Regions from separate parts of the Homo sapiens genome. Here region 1 is linked to region 2. Evidence: read pairs that join two places in POLR2A ChIA-PET (ENCODE). Cell type or tissue: GM12878. All regions are shown on one strand. Each heading gives the region's core, and the rest is flanking DNA. Links, peaks and the distances in the headings are about the cores only.

What was found. ChIA-PET counts read pairs that join two places held together with the same protein. Peaks named below come from ENCODE experiments on the same cell type or tissue, not always from the same donor. Only the 100,000 strongest peaks of a DNase experiment are listed, where the experiment ranks them.
Region 1: POLR2A ChIA-PET joins it to region 2 with 6 read pairs; 3 of 35 experiments call an interaction of 5 or more read pairs at or near these places.

The regions. Positions count from the first base shown.
Region 1 is chr1:89,718,232-89,721,262 of GRCh38, reverse strand. LRRC8C (leucine rich repeat containing 8 VRAC subunit C) reads right to left here. Exons shown (of 3, transcript NM_032270.5): 3 at 1,730-3,031. Among named protein-coding and RNA genes, the nearest start is that of LRRC8C, 87 kb to the right of the region's middle. In GM12878, for the core only: no CTCF peak of the experiment used is centred there; a DNase peak (open chromatin) is centred at 1,512; H3K4me3 peaks cover 873 bases; H3K27ac peaks cover 994 bases.
Region 2 is chr1:89,977,675-89,980,491 of GRCh38, reverse strand. The region is part of intron 2 of LOC105378847 (a long non-coding RNA gene); the gene reads right to left. Among named protein-coding and RNA genes, the nearest start is that of ZNF326, 16 kb to the left of the region's middle. In GM12878, for the core only: no CTCF peak of the experiment used is centred there; no DNase peak of the experiment used is centred there.

The sequences.
Region 1 (3,031 bases), core at 203-2,702, 260 kb after region 2:
AGCTTGTGGACATTTATTGCTCAAATGCATAGGGAGTACATCTTTACATTTTTGCATTGGTTTTCATTATTCTTGGACTAAATCATCCTAAGAAAGATTTTTAAGCTGTCTGAATATTAGAGTATGATTTTAACAAAACTGTCACACATAGTCTATGTTAAATTACAATGAAATCCCAAGAACCTTCCCAATTCAAAGTGAAGAAATGCTATATATTTTTTTTGCCATATCAGCATCACTTCTGGGGAGTTGATTTTTTTTTTTTTAATTAGAAGAACTGTGGAGGAGATAAAAAATGTAAAACTTAGAGGTTGCCTCTTTTGTGTCACTTTTCCTGAGATGTCTTTTACCTGAGGCTAATAAGGATTGAACCAAGCAGTATTTTTTTAATGGCAAAAGTCCAGATGTAACTCGAGTTGAAATAAAATTAATTCTGTAAAGGATTAAAAAATAAGGAGAAAGCCCATTTTCTACTTCTCAAACTTTATAACAGAAAAATCCCTGGATTAAAATAATTGGAATGGCCAATTTGGTTTAGATGTTTGATATCATTGCCTACCCTGTATCTTTTATGCAAAATATTCAAACTCTGGGAATATTCTATCACTTATGATATGCCTGATCATATAACTATTTTAATAATTTGTCCCTAAATATGTTCAAATATGTTTAAATGTGAAACCTACAGTATAGTCTGCATTCAAACATCTATGCTCACACAAAATTATGTAGCTAATGAACAGCTTTCACTTTTTTCCTACTTGCAAATTTAGGATGACATTCAAACTTACATTCAGAAATATGTGGGCCTTGTGCTCTGACCGTGTAAATACTCCACTGAGTCTCAAATGAACTTTAATAACTTCCTTTTTATGCATTTACTTCTTCACCCAAACGAAAAGCTTATGTTGCTAGCCAATAATAACCAATTTAAAATTTTTCAGAGTTTATCTCAATACTCTGTGTAAGTGAAAGGACTAGAAGATGGGACAGTGGAGAATGGCAGTGGGCAGTTTTTTCTGTACGTGCAGATTGCACTGAAATCGCCAGATGTCTCTAATCTATTGCATTCCCTAGCTCCTTTCCAGAATTTCTCCAGAGCTCTCACATGATCTCTTCTAATTTGTGCTACTCACACTTACACAGCCTCTCCCATCACACTCACCACCCTTCCTTATCTCAACAATCCTTCTCCAGAGGGCTGATGATCAGTAAAATAAACACTATTATTAATAAAAATGTGTAAAGGGACTATTTAACTTTGAAAATTACCCATCATTTCTTATGCGTAAGTGGTCATAAAGTTTCCTTGTAGAGGGCTTCCCTAAGCCTGGAGTGAATGTGGTTAATTAGAGGAGGCCTCCTAGCTGTGCAGGATCATGCTGATTCCTTTAAGTAACCACAGTCATTACTATAAGACTATTTACTGAAAGCTGAGCTGGACAGCCATTGTACAATCTCATCTGGCAAACGTACAGAAATTGCACTCCAGATTACATATGAAGGCACTAATTACCCAAATGAAACTCCAGGGGCACCTTAGGTAGATACAGTAGAGTGAATTAAGGAAGGAAATAATTAGTCACAATTACAGAAACTAGCTCAACACAAAGTGAAAGAATGCATGCAGCTTATTTCCTGCAGAGAAAAGGGAGCTTTAGTAATAGTTTAAGAAATGCAAACGATAAACATGATTTCTAAAAATGAGTAAGAGAGGGACAAATATCTATTTTAAGTTATAAAAATGACTTTATTTTTCTGTTTCTATGTACTACATATCCAAATAACATTAAGACATTTTATCATGAATTTGCACTATGACAAATCAACTTTCAAGCATTTTCTTGACAGTTTTAGAGGTTTTGCCAGCTTTTGACATACATACAGACAGAGTAAACAAGGGGAAAAAAGAAAACTTAGTGAGCACGTAAGTCATGGAGTTTGAGCTCCAATAAAAATATTCATTAAAGAGGAAGAATAAGGTGGGGGGTGGAGAGAGGTATTCTGAAGAAAGAAACAAATTTACCTCACATTAAAAACCATGCATAGGAACTGTTATCAAACACAGCCAAGAAATTAAGTTTTCCAAATTTATATACCCCCCTTTCAAGGTATTCTGATAAAAAAATTCCTTTGGGCAGGGGGAGATCCTCCTCCACCTTTCAAAAATGAACTTAAGGATGCTACCTTTATCGGTGAGTGACTTTGGGAAGATGGAATGAGTGGATGCTTAGTTTGGATGGCTGGCAGGAAACTTTCAGGAGCATGTCACTGAGGCCTAAATCTTATAAAATCATGGCAGGTCTGGTGAAGACTGTCCAAGGTTTCTTGCAATGTTTCTAAGTAGAAAGAAAAGATGAGAAAATTTTCTTGATCTTTTAAGCAGTCTGCTAAGAACCAAGCTGTTTAACTAATTTGTTTTGCTAACTTGAGGTTAGTATGGAATGCTATCCTGAGTTACTAAGAGCTTAATAAAATTTGACTGTTTGAATCACATTATCACATTCAGAATTCATAGGATAATGTTAATTGAATCTTAATTTAGTCTCTAAAAACAAAGTGGAATTATATTCAAATTGACTTTATCTGTTCACTACTAAGTATGCTGACACTTTTCATAATGATGGATTAGGAATCTTTGCTGCTTAAATATATCATTTCTATTGATCAGGTATTTGGTATGAAATTAGATTAGAGGTAAAAGAAACTACTTAAAGAATGAACTTTTCTTATAATAGAAAATAAATAACAGCACAACCCTTCTTGGGGGAAGTGTTAATAAGAGATATAAAGATTTTGTTTTTTCTTTTTTAATATCAGAAATCCTGAAATAGCATACTGTAAGAATTTGGACTTCACTTAACCCAAGTAAATACAAGGAAGATTTTTGTCTAAGACCCTCTCCACAAAGACAACTTGAGAGCCAGGTAAATGGCTACATCTGAACAAAATATTCATAGCAGGTATGTTTTCCAGGTCTTTCTGAAAAAGCAGTACCTACTGCATACGATGCAATGTAAATTGTTGAAAC
Region 2 (2,817 bases), core at 11-2,510:
TACTAGAATCTTCTAATTTTTTACTTGAGAATATTGGCAAATATGAATTTAAAACTCCAGTCTCTACATTGAGAAAATTCTTATTGAGGCTAAAATGAAATATTTTAAAAATCTCAAAATAGTTTGCCCTCAAAATCAATGAATGCCTAGATAAGGATAATGAGATATCCACATAAAAACTATTTAAAAATAAAAAATGTGGTTAAGATGAACTATCTGGTTATTATACATCTATTAATAGCATAAAACATTGGCATTAAAAAAATATTGGAGGCTGGGTGTAATCTTAGCACGTTGAGAGGCTAATATTGGAGGTTCACGCCTGTAATCCCAGCACTTTGGGAGGCCAAGGTGGGCGGATCATGAGGTCAGGAGTTCAAGACCAGCCTGGCCAACATAGTGAAACCCCATCTCTACTAAAAATACAAAAAAATTAGTCGGGCATGGTGGCAGGCACCTGTAATCCCAGCTACTTGGGAGGCTGAGGCAAGGAGAAATGCTTGAACCTGGGAGGCGGAGGTTGCACTGAGCCAAGATAGCACCACTGCACTCCAGCCCAGGCAATAGTGTGAGACTCCATCTTAAAACAAACAAAAAAAGGTTTAAGATAGCATTTAAATTTCAGAGTCACTACATGAGGACACATAAATACAGCAAATTATGTTATCAAAGGCAATAAGAAAAAGGCATGTTTTGATTGATCCAACACTTTAATTAATACATAGTTGACAATTTTCAAGGAATTGAAATTTTGTATGAGTTCAGTATTAAAACTAGACTGACCTAATTTAACCTATCATGCTCTCTCTCTTTTTTTTTTAGATGTTTCCAAAAATAATTCATGGACCTTATTAAAATTGAAAACGTTGCTCTTTGGAAAACATTGTTAAGAAAATTAAGAGGCAAGCCACAGATTGAGAAAAACATTTGCAATGCACTCATTTGACAAGGTACTTGTATCTAGATTATATAAAGACCTCTTTCCACCTGGAGAAAAACTATAAACGAAAATCATATGGGCCGGGCGCAGTAGCTCACAGCTGTAATCCTAGCAGTTTGGGAGGCCAAGGCTGGTGGATCACCTGAGGTCAGGAGTTCGAGACCAGCCTGGCCAACATGGTGAAACCCTGTCTCTGCTAAAAATACAAAAATTAACCAGGCGTGGTGGTGTGCACCTATAATCCCAGCTACTCAGGGGGCTGAGGCAGGAGAATCGCTTGAACCCAGGGGCAGAGGTTGCCGTGAGCCGAAATCGTGCCACTTCACTCCAGCCTGGGCGAAAGAGTGAAACTCCGTCTCAAAAATAAATAAATAAATAAAATAAAGAAAATCATACTAATAAAAGTCAAATATTAAAAGAAAATATAAAAGACAAAAAAGAACCCTTACTACTCAGTAATAAGATGACAACAACCTACTGTTTTTAAATGGCAACATATTTGAACAGATACATCATAAAATAAGACATACCAATGGTCAAAAGCTCTTGAAGAGACACTCAACATCATTAGTCATCATTGATATGCAAACTAAAGCCACAATCATATATTACCATCCATCCAATAGAATGACTAAAACTAGAAATATATAATAGCTGGAACTCTAACACACTGCTGATAGGAATGTAAATGGTACGACCACATTGGAAAACAATTTGTCAGTTTCTTATAAAGTTCATAGGGAAGACAAATTAACACATATGTCTACATAAAGACTTCTGCACAAATGTTCATAGCAACTTTATATGTTACCAAAATGGAAACAATATACATATCCATCAATGAGTGAATGGATAAATAAATAGTGATTCATCTGTACAAGATAATACTATGCAGCATTCAAAAGAAATGAACCGGACCTACACGGTGGTTCACACCGGTAATCCCAGCACTTTGGTAGGTTAAGGCAGGCCAATTGCTTGAGCTCAAGAGTTCGTGACCAGCCCAGGCAACATAGTAAAACCCAGTCTCTACAAAAGATACAAAAAACAAAAAAATTAGCTGGGCCTAATGGGCGAGCTTGTAGTCCCAACTACTCGGGAGGCTGAGGTGAGATGATTGCTTGAGTTCAGGAGGTTGAGCCACTGCACTACAGCCTGGGTGACAAAGTGAGACCTTGTCAAAAAAAAAAAAAAAAAAAAAACTATTGATAAAAGCAACTGCATGGACAAATCTGAAAAACATTAAGCTGAGTGAGAGAAGCCAAACTCAAAAAAGCACATACTATATAATTTTTCTTACATGAAATTCTCAAAAATGTAAACTAGCCTATAGTAACACAAAGTGGAGCAACAGCTACGTGGGGCTGAGGATGGGTGTGATGTTGACTGTAAAGGGGAACGAGGGAACTTTTTAAGGTGATGGAAATTTTCTATAGTTTGACTGCAGTAGAGGTTAAATGAGTGCATACATTTGTCAAAACTCATCAAACTACAGCTGTTCATGGTTTCAGTTTATTGTACATAAGCTATATTTCAACAAAGTTAACTTTCTAAAAAGCAATAATAGTTACCTTTTTTCTTTTTTGGTGGGGGGGCGGGGGTGGAGTTTTGCTCTTGTCACCCAGGCTGGAGTGCAATGGCGTGATCTCGGCTCACCGCAACCGCCGCCTCCCGGGTTCAAGCGATTCTCCTGCCTCAGCCTCCCGAGTAGCTGGGATTACAGGCATGCGCCACCACGCCCAGCTAATTTTGTATTTTTAGTAGAGACGGGGTTTCTTCATGTGGGTCAGGCTGGTCTCGAACTCCCGACCTCAGGTGATCCACCCGCCTCAGCCTCCCAAAGTGCTGGGATGACAGGCGTGAGCCACCGCACCAGG